Linked DNA regions of Mus musculus: region 2 is linked to region 1. A link is a loop called in an ENCODE intact Hi-C map of the cell type or tissue named here. Cell type or tissue: heart. All regions are shown on one strand.

Region 1 (5,000 bases):
ACTTAAATCGGTGGAGTCTGTAGTCTTGCTCAGTGAAACCCAGGTTCTCGGAGAGAAAGTGAAGCTTCGGGAGGAGGGCGGGGGAGGGCCGGTGCAGGACCCGCAGGGGAGCTCACCCACGGAGATGTCTCCCAGCTGCTCAGGCTTTAGCCTCACGTCCTGGAGAACCGCGGTCAACACGGCCGACAGAAGCTCGTCGGGGGTGGTGTTCTGCAGGGCGAGGCGCAGCAGCGGTGAGCCCAGCTCCCGCATCCCCGCCCGGGGACTCTGCGGTCACCGGACCCCCGACGGCAGAATTCCATCCGCGCTGGCCGCCTTCTGCTCCCCTCGCCCGCCCGAGGGGCCTCACCTTGAAGCCTCCACGGCTGGCGCGGCCGATGGGGGTGCGCCGTCCGTGCACCACCACCACGTCGGAGGCCGAGGCCTGCGGGAACCTAGCGGAGCAGGGCGCAGCTTGCAGCGCGGAGCTCGACTCGGGCCGGCCGGCCAGGTGGCCCAGCACTACCTGCAGCCGATGCATCGCGGAGGTGGGTCCTACCTACTCGTTTAGGTTCTGGGTGCAGAGCTTTAGGAACAGGAATGATGGCAGGCGCAGGCGCAGGCGCAGGCGCGGGCGCAGGCGCAGGACAGCCTTCTACGTCGCAAGGCCTGAAAGGGGATCACAACCCCGGTAGAATGATACTGCGAGAGGTAGGATGGGGTCTTTAGAGGGCCTGCCCACTCCTAGGTACAACCAATTAGATTAAGGGGAGTCTGATTGAGGGCCGCCCACTCACCCCTTGCCCCAGAGTCCCGCCCAACGCCCGTCCTAAGACGCTTTCTCTCCACTCAAAGCCCCGCCCGCCAATCCTACGGAAGCCAATCGTAATGCGCACTCTTAATCCTCCTTGAAAGGCAGACTGGAAACTTCCAAGTTTGCACAACCTTTTGTAGACATTGGGGAAGGAGGTTTCCCAAACTTCTGGTTTCCTAGGATGAACTCAGCCTCAAGGGAGTCCCTCCCCTTGAGCTCAGCGCGCAGCCGCGTAGAAGGCGGAGCCCGGCCCATGGCTTCTCTGCTGAGCTAGCCCGAGAAGACCCTTGTCTCCCATCAAAATTTGCTGTGCTCAGCCCCGGGTCCCAAAACCGAGAACTGAGGACCTAGAAAATGTTGAGGCACCTAGTTAAGCCCCAACCGGGTTGGCTGTCACAGAAGCTCTCTCAGAAAACAAAGTAATTTTGGGTTCCGGGCTGGTGTGAAGAACCGATTAAGGTGCTGAACGGCAGGCAGGTTCTAACTGTAACGTGCCCCACTCGTCTTAAGCCTGTTGATCTACGTTTGTTTGGGATAGTGCCATTAGTGCCCACATTCCCCTAGGAATTCTACTAAACCCGGGGATGGGGGTGGAGGGTGGAGGGAGACCCAGTATTGGAGATTGACACCTAAATAGATTAACCAAGTGAATTAACGAAAAAATCTTCCTTGGGTCTAGACCCAACGTTAAAGAGTAAGGTGGTAGGTTCCGCGTGTTTTTTGCAGACCCCGGGAAGGTAGTGCTGTTTGTCTCAGAAAACAAAGGACAAGATACCCTAAATGCCAATTTATGGGCAAGGTCGTGGGCTTTCCCCTTTAAAAAGCAGAGTCACAAGTGACATCAGATAGCTAAAGGTAGACTGAGCCTTCGGGTTACTACTTCCGAAGCCAGTCTGTCTCTTCCCTCCCTACTACCAGAATATAAATTACTGTACAGAAGGGCTGTAACTCCTTCAAGTCCTAAACAAGGCTGATTGAGCTAACCATGCATAATAACCACTACCAGATCGCCTAGTCCATCCACCTTGATCGGTGGGCCAAGGCAGATGCCAGAGGCGGTTTATATAAATTCTCACACCTTCGAGGGGAGGTGAGCAAACGTTAGAAGCACAAGTGGGTTGACTTTTAGGCTGGGTAGTTCTGGCCCCGTAGTCTAGATTCTAGCAAAGGGCGGAGCTTCTCGGAAAGCGAAAGAAGGAGGGGCTGGCAGGAGACTTAAGGGAAGTAGGAAACTCCACAGGCGAGCGTACTGGACGGCACCGGGGGCCCAGGGTTGCCTGCCATGTCTGCGGGAGACCCCCGCGTGGGATCCGGGTCCCTGGACTCCTTCATGTTCTCCATACCCTTGGTCGCGCTTAACGTGGGAGTGAGGCGCCGCCTATCGCTGTTCTTGAACCCTCGGACGCCCGTGGCGGCCGACTGGACCTTGCTGGCGGAGGAGATGGGCTTCGAGTACTTGGAGATCCGAGAGCTGGAAACGCGCCCTGACCCCACTCGCAGTTTGTTGGATGCCTGGCAGGGGCGCTCTGGCGCGTCTGTCGGCAGGCTGCTAGAGCTGCTGGCCTTGTTAGACCGTGAGGATATACTGAAGGAGCTGAAGTCGCGCATCGGTGAGGAAACGTGCTTCCTGGCTTTGTGCCAAGGATCAACGAGGCTAGCCTTGGCATATTAATCTTGTTCATTTTTTTCTGGGGTGCGCTAGGGAGGAAGAGAGTGACAGTCGAATTTTCTGTCAGTATGCAGGTCAGCGTAGGGATTGGGAGAGGGGTCAAAAACCCTGAGGAAAGATGGAAAGAGCCTAGGCAAAGACCTTCAGTTGTACCAAGAGTCAAGATCTGCTTTTCTCGCGGTATCTCAGTTGTGTCAGGATCAACCGGACAAGTGAGGACCCCTTCCATCACTCACTGGCACTCAGCACAACACCCCCGCCCCGCCCACAGTGAGGTACACCTTGCTAGATGGGGGTCACCATTCTCATTGAGCACTAACTGGGTGCCTGAGCCCTTCTGACATTCAATCCTCTGCTCCGATTGCTCTGTGCCCTGCTAGATGCCCAGTTTGGCTCCATTCTCTAGAGCCTTAGAAAGGGAAGGCAGGAGGAAGGCTCAGAGAAGCAGGCTGACTTTGGAGTCCTCTCAGATGCTCATTTTGGGAGAGTCCAAAAGGAAGTGTTAGTTTGTAGAGCCATCCATGGTACCAGTGGCTGGGGAAGGCTCGGCCCAAGTAGGCCCTTTTTAAATTTTTTTTTTAACATTTATTTATTATTATACATAAGTACACTGTAGCTGCCTGCAGACACACCAGAAAAGGGCGTCAGATCTCATTATGGGTGGTTGTGGGATTTGAACTCAGGACCTTCGGAAGAGCAGTCAGTGCTCTTACCGGCTGAGCCATCTCGCCAGCCCCAAGTAGGCTCTTTAAACTAATTCAGGATTTTGAGTGTGTGTACAGCAGCAACCTGGGGCATGGGGGGCGGGGGTGTCGGGGATGGGGTGGGAGGAGGAGCCTCTACACCCTTCTCTTCTCCACAGAGGAGGACTGCCAGAAATACTTAGGTAAGCAGCAGAACCAGGAGTCCGAGAAGCCTTTACAGGTGGCCAGAGTGGAAAGCAGTGTCCCACAAACAAAGGAACTGGGAGGCATCACCACCCTTGATGACCCCCTAGGTAAGGGCCCAGTACTGTGCCCCTAGGTAGAATAGGTGGGCCACAGCCTCAAACATGTGACCTGCAGAGGGCATGGATACCGGAAGCAGATGGATGGACCTGGGACCTTGGGCAAGCTGCTCATTCTGAGCCTTGGTTTCCCCATCTAAGAAATGGGAATAATGGCAGTCCTCTCCCAGAGTGGTTCTGAGACTTTAATGGCATGCCTCCATCATAGTTAACCGGGATTTCATCTGGGAGGAAGTTATCTGTTCACTGGTAGAGAGGGCATGTATATGACATTGCTTTGATATGGATACAGGCCCAGGTTCCCTTGATGGAAGACTCCAGGTTGGGCTCCTTCCAGCCTTCTGCAGAGGCTGATTGATTCCCTTGTCCCCTGTCCTCAGGACAAACGCCGGAACTTTTCGATGCCTTTATCTGCTACTGCCCCAACGATATCGAGTTTGTGCAGGAGATGATCCGGCAACTAGAACAGACAGACTATCGGCTTAAGTTGTGTGTGTCCGACCGTGACGTCCTGCCGGGCACCTGTGTCTGGTCCATTGCCAGCGAGCTAATTGAGAAAAGGTTGGTTAAACATCTAAGAGGGTAGGTGGGTGAATGCATGAAACCCAGAGGTCCAGATGCAAGGACTGTCCTGCTAGCTGGGCTCTGTCCCGCCTGGGTAATGTAGTCCTTCCTGACCCCATCCTCTGAAGGAAGTCACCGCAGTGCCACTCTCCCTCAGGTGTCGCCGCATGGTGGTGGTTGTTTCTGACGATTATCTACAGAGCAAGGAATGTGACTTCCAGACCAAGTTTGCACTCAGCCTGTCTCCAGGTAAGCTTAGGCCTGCTTTGGTCAAAGAGAGAGTAGAGATATAGCCTTAGGATGATAGTCCAGGAATGCAAAACCAAAGCACTACAGATCTCTGAGGACGGACCTGTGTACTTCCTTATGTAGTGGATATGTATCATGGATACCTGGTTGGTGGAGAGCTGGTGTTAGCCCGTGCTTTAGGGACTGAGCCTGTCCCACCCTAGGGCCCCACGTGGTCCTAATACCACACCCTTTGGCCTTCAGGTGTCCAACAGAAGCGACTGATTCCTATTAAATACAAGGCGATGAAGAAGGACTTTCCCAGTATCCTGCGGTTCATCACTATATGCGACTATACCAACCCTTGCACCAAGTCCTGGTTCTGGACCCGCCTTGCCAAGGCTTTGTCCCTGCCCTGAAGATGACCCTGGGAGCCCTAGGTATGTCAGTCTGTCTGTGTTCTTCCGCTTGCCTCCTTTGACACTGTAGTGGGGAGCTTGTGGTCCGTCTATCCCTAGACATCTACAGTAGCCAGATGTCATCTCTCAAGTCCTTACGGAACCAGTGACTGCAAGTGACATTATGACTTGCCGGGTTGCCAGCCAGGACAGTGTTTATCAGGGCTGCATGAGTCTAAGCGAAGGACTAGTTGAGCTACATCTCAGACATCTTTGGCCTCAGGGTCTCCTCCTGAGAAACAGGATATGGAGATCAGGCAGGGAAATAGTGAGGCACTCTTC
Region 2 (5,000 bases), 550 kb before region 1:
TCTGTTGTGTGTGTTGTTTTAAAAAATGTTTTTAAAAGATGCTAAGGACAGAGCCTTGTGAGAGGCAGGCACGTGCTCTACACTGAGGTGTATTCCCCCAGAGTCAAGGATAACTTGGAGCCAGTTTTCACTGTCCACTTTGTGGGTCCCAGGAATCAAACTCAAGTCTTCAGGCTTGGCAGCAAGCACACCTCCCCTCCAAGCCATCTTGCAAGCCCATGTCTTTTAAGTCTTTACCCCAAACTGAACGAACTGATAATCCTTACTCTATCAAGAACCACCGTCCTAGTGTGTGGAACTGGACTAAGTTACAACTTAGTTGAAATCAGTGTTTTCACCCCCTTGGCCTGGAGGCTGGGGCTACTTCAGTGCCATCAATGCCATTTGGAAGGAAAGCAGCACCTACCCAGGGAAAGCTAGGGGATTTTTACATTCTTGTCACCTCACTGATCCTGTAAAGTATTTATTACTTGTTAGTGAGCGTGTGAGTGCGTGAGCGCCTGTGTGAGTGTGGTGCACAGGGGCATAAGCACATAGGGACACATGCATGTGGAGGCTACAGGGTGACCTGGGTGCCTTCCCTCATTGCTCACTCTCCACCCTGTTTCTTTCATGGGACCTGGAGTTTATCAATCAGCAGGACTAGACAGCCATCAAGCTTCAGGGACACTCCATTTTCTGCCTCCCTAGAGCTGAGATTTCAAGTGCCAACCCACATGCCAGGCGTCTTTTCAAGTGAGGGGATAGAGATGTTTACGTGGACGCAGATATTCAGATCCTCATGTTTGTGCTACAGGCCTTCCACCAGACTGACCATCTCCCAGTCAGCCCAATTCTAACCATTAAACAACCATTAGTGAGCACACAGGGCCAACAAATGGAAGTCAGTACTATAAAGAGGACACTCATTCAGAAAATGCCACAGCTTTCCAGCCTTATGCTGGGGTTACTCACCTTTGGCCCTCCCTTCTGAACACTGAGTTCAATCCGTGGAGTGTTTACTGACTGCTAAACCCTTTTAGTCTCTTCTCCTCTGTGCGGCAAGTCTATGCACTCAGTCCACTTTAATGACTGAATGCATTTTTTTTTTTAAGGCAGTGTGTCTCGTGTAGCCCAGACTGATTGATCTCAAACTTGGTAGGTACTGGAGGATGACCTTGAATTTCCGATTCCCCTGTCGTCACCACAGAAACACACACACACAAGCAGCGCTAGAAGTACAGGCGGGTACCAAGCATGCCTGGTTTTATGTGGAGCAGGGGGTTTGAACCTTGCTCAGGACAGGAAGGGCTCTGCTAAACGAGCTTTATCCCCAGCACACAAGGCAGCAAGCAAAACTCAAACGTACACCAAACCAACGTGATTTGGGGAAACCCAAAGCACCCACGGTGCGGGTCAGCGAGCTCATCACTGGAGATTCCGACGTTAGGGAGATGAGGACTAAAAAGGAAGCCCGGAAGATGCATAGTGAGGACGGTGGAGGGCGGAGGCAAAGCCCATCGCTAAGGAAGGGACACTGTCATTTCCTCCAGCACAGCGCTCCCACGTGCGACCCGGACCCGCCACGCCCCCGCAAGGCCCCTCGCTTCCCGGCCTCACCCACCCGCGGGCGCCGCGAGGCCTCCGCCGCCGGGTCGCGGCTGTTCCGGAGGAAGGCGGCCGAGAGCAGAGGCAGGTGAGCGGGCAGCAGGCCCATGGCGCCGCCGCAGGCCCGGTGTCCCGGGACGGCGGTTCGCCGGGACGGCGGTTCCCCGCGACCGCTCGCGAGGCCCGCGCGCCCAGTCCGCCCGCCGCCACCTCAGGCCGTTGGCGCCCCGGCCCCACCCCTCGCGCCGCTGCGCCCCGCCCCGCCATCCTCCGGCTGTCGAACCCGGCCAGCCGCGGCCCGAGGCATCCGCCCGCCCGCGGGGGTACCAGAGCCGACGGCAGTGTCGCCAAGGCCGCGGAGCCGGGCCGCCATACCTGCACTTTCCTCCGCCCGGCTGTGTTCTGCCGGTGATGGGCCGCCATCTTGCATGTTGACACTCCGACGTCACTTCCGGGAGAGTTGAAGCGCCAGCGGATGTCCCGCCCTACTCTGTGGTTGGGTAGAAGGTAGGTAGGGCGTAGGCTTTCCGGGCTGGTTGCGAGGGGAGGCGCTGGCGGAGAAATAGCAGCGTGTGGGCGGGAACGCTCTTGGAACCAGGGCTTGGGGGCCCGTACTGGTCTACCTCTGTGCAGCTAAGCCCCAGGGCCGTCCCAGCGCCTGCATGCAGAGAGAAAGCGCTCAAGAGAGTCGTGCTTAAGTCGTGCCCCAGCCACTTAAGCCAGTGCTTAGCAACTGGACCACGTCTCTAACTCCATATTTATAGGTTTTAAAAATAATAATAATAAAATGTTGTTGTCATTTAGTTATTTTGAGGCATGGTCTCGCTGTGTAGTCCTGGCTGTTCTCAAACACCAGCGGAGAGGACAACTTGTGGTAGTCTTCTTCTTCCACTATGTGGGCCTTGAGATTCTAACTCAGGCTTGGCAGTAGGCACCTTTATCCAGTGATTCATCTCACCAGCCCCCTCAGGATCTTACCCAGACTCTCAGAATTACAGACGTGTGCCTGTACAGCTATAATATGGATCTTAGGATGTTAAGTGAGATAATGTTCGCATAGGCCCTGCTAACTTGACAATATATTTTAAATGATCGTTTTGGCAAAAACATGACCAAAGTACTATAACCCCTATGGAAACCCACTACCTTTATAAACTAATTAAAAAATACAAAGGGGCTGGAGAGATGGCTGAGAAGTTGAGAGCACTTGCAGAGGACCTGGGTTTGGTTCCCAGCATTCACCTGGGAGTTCATGAGCTGCAATAAACTCCAGTCCCACACGCCCCCTTTCGGACGCAGGTAGAACACTCTCCCAAAATAGAAGTAAATCTAAAATACAGAATTTCAAAGAGATACACTTGCATGGATGGAAAATGATTCCCCCCAAAAGACATGCATTATTAGATGAAAATCTCAATGCCAGGCATGGGATAGCTTTCTATGACATGGTCAGGGAAGACCCAGAAGCCCCTAAAACAATACAGGCTATAGCTGTTGCACTTGGTTGCCCACCGAAACTAAGTAGTAAGACACTATTGCTGGAGACACTGTATACTTTGGTAGCTGGACACAGAGACATCAAAGTGCACTGACCCAAAAACTTGTCAGTGATGACTCTGTGATGACTGGCTTCTCTGTGATGACTCTGTGATGACTGGCTTCTCTGTGATGACTGGCTTTCATAGGTGCTGTGAATCCTGCCAGGGAAAAAGAAGCATCCGTGATAAACCAGCCGACCACCTTGCCAGGCAAGATGTGCCCGCTGCTGTAGGGTTATGAGGGCAACCAATTACTTTTGGATTTGAGGTCTGTTCTACTGGAAGGAATTCCAGCTTGGTACTGTAACCTGGTCCTGTAAATCCCATGGCTCGGGGCATCACGGCCACAGGGAGGAACCTGTTACTGTGGTTTTGCTAAATTACATGTTATCAGACTTCTTTCTAGAAATTTATATGTATATCCACAAATCCGTACTGTCCTCAGCCACAGCCAGAGGCACTTTCTGTAGCAAGCAGCAGTTGATGCAGAGACTGAAAATGCTGAGACTAAGTGACTGTTGGGTGTCTCGGGGAACTCTGAAAAAAAAATGGCAGAAAGGATGTAAGAGCTGAGAAATGGGCAGAGCCTGTGGAATACTGTCTTTCAGATGGTACAGCCATTGCCCCATGTGCTGCTATGGTTATCTGCAGAAGACCTGTAAATATTCCAACACGCGGCACTGAATGAACTCTGGGTTCTTAACACTGAAAAGGAGAGGACATGAGGGTAAGATGTGTGGAGGGTTCCTAGAGGAGTTGGGGAAGGACATAGGGGTTCCTGGAGGGAGTAGGAGGGGTTTCTTGGGGATAAAAGAAGAGCTGAGTTGGGGGTTGCACATGGCCAAGGTGTATTGTTTACACATATGAAATTGCCTAAGGGTAAATGAAAGACACTGTGTTAAAATGGTCATATAGTGTTTAGCATGCTTGACGGGTAGTAAGCTCACAATAAAAATTACTGCCTCTCAGAATGAGATGGGCCGCTGATGTAGATCAGTGGTAACTAGTTAGTACACTTCAGGCCCAGGTTCATAACAAATAAACACATAGTAAAATAAAAGTACAAAACCAGGCAGAGCCTTGGTTTACAGCAACCACTTTCTATAAGAGATTAGTGTGTAGTTTGGATATTTAAAAAATGGTGTGATGGGGAGCTGGAAAGATGGCTCAGAGGTTAACAGCACTGGTTTAGTTCCTAGCACCCACATGGCAGCTCACAGCTGTCTATAACTTTAGTCCCTGGGGGTCCAACACCCTCTTCTGGCATGCTCAGCTACTGCACATATGTGATTTGTAGATATACATACAGGCGAAATACACATAAAATAAAAAAAGGAAAAAAGCCGATGTGGTGATTTCAATGAGCAATGTCCCCATAGCCTTAGGTTTGTGAACACTTGGTCCTGGTGGCAGTGCTGTTAGGGGAAATGGTGTGGCCCCGCCAAAATGTTGCTGTACATCACGTGATCCCTGCCACAAAGGACTCTTAGTCCTCTGGAACCAAAAGCAAAAATAATTTCTTCCAGAACAGAAAAGTAACTAGCACTGGTGGGTTGTTTGTTTGTTTGTTTGTTTGTTTTAGAATAGCACTCCAGTACCCATTTAGCTAAATAGTTTAGTACAAGCTCATCCTGGCTATTATCAGATTCACAGAGAATAAAAAACAGTCTTCTAGTAAGTAAGATACAATGATGCATGATAGGCTGTGAGATGGTTTGCACTGGAGAGTGATGTACCGGCTGGGTGGTGGTGGCACACGCCTTTAATCTCAGCACTTGGGAGGCAGAGCACTTGGGAGGCAGAGGCAGATGGATCTCTGAGTTTGAGGCCAGCCTGGACTACAGAGTGAGTTGCAAGACAGCCAGGGCTACACAG

The links. Peaks named below come from ENCODE experiments on the same cell type or tissue, not always from the same donor. Only the 100,000 strongest peaks of a DNase experiment are listed, where the experiment ranks them.
Region 2: a loop joins it to region 1, with 5 times the contacts of the local background. A loop is called at or near these places in 2 of 42 quality-filtered maps.

What each region holds. Positions count from the first base shown.
Region 1 is chr9:119,337,035-119,342,034 of GRCm38, reverse strand. Myd88 (myeloid differentiation primary response gene 88) reads left to right here and starts at 2,017. Exons shown (of 6, transcript NM_010851.3): 1 at 2,017-2,403; 2 at 3,325-3,459; 3 at 3,849-4,029; 4 at 4,190-4,281; 5 at 4,525-4,700. The coding sequence starts at 2,076. The coding sequence ends at 4,679. It overlaps Acaa1a (acetyl-Coenzyme A acyltransferase 1A), which reads right to left and starts at 741. Exons shown (of 12, transcript NM_130864.3): 1 at 350-741; 2 at 117-210. The coding sequence starts at 520. In heart, a CTCF peak has its summit at 2,268; DNase peaks (open chromatin) are centred at 874, 2,004, 2,664 and 3,464; H3K4me3 peaks cover 2,935 bases; H3K27ac peaks cover 2,594 bases.
Region 2 is chr9:119,891,920-119,896,919 of GRCm38, reverse strand. It overlaps Wdr48 (WD repeat domain 48), which reads right to left and starts at 2,025. Exons shown (of 19, transcript NM_026236.3): 1 at 1,963-2,025. The coding sequence starts at 2,010. It overlaps Gm2449 (a long non-coding RNA gene), which reads left to right and starts at 2,008. Exons shown (of 7, transcript XR_871350.2): 1 at 2,008-2,094; 2 at 3,273-3,393; 3 at 3,734-3,852. In heart, no CTCF peak of the experiment used is centred here; DNase peaks (open chromatin) are centred at 1,559 and 2,059; H3K4me3 peaks cover 2,102 bases; H3K27ac peaks cover 1,598 bases.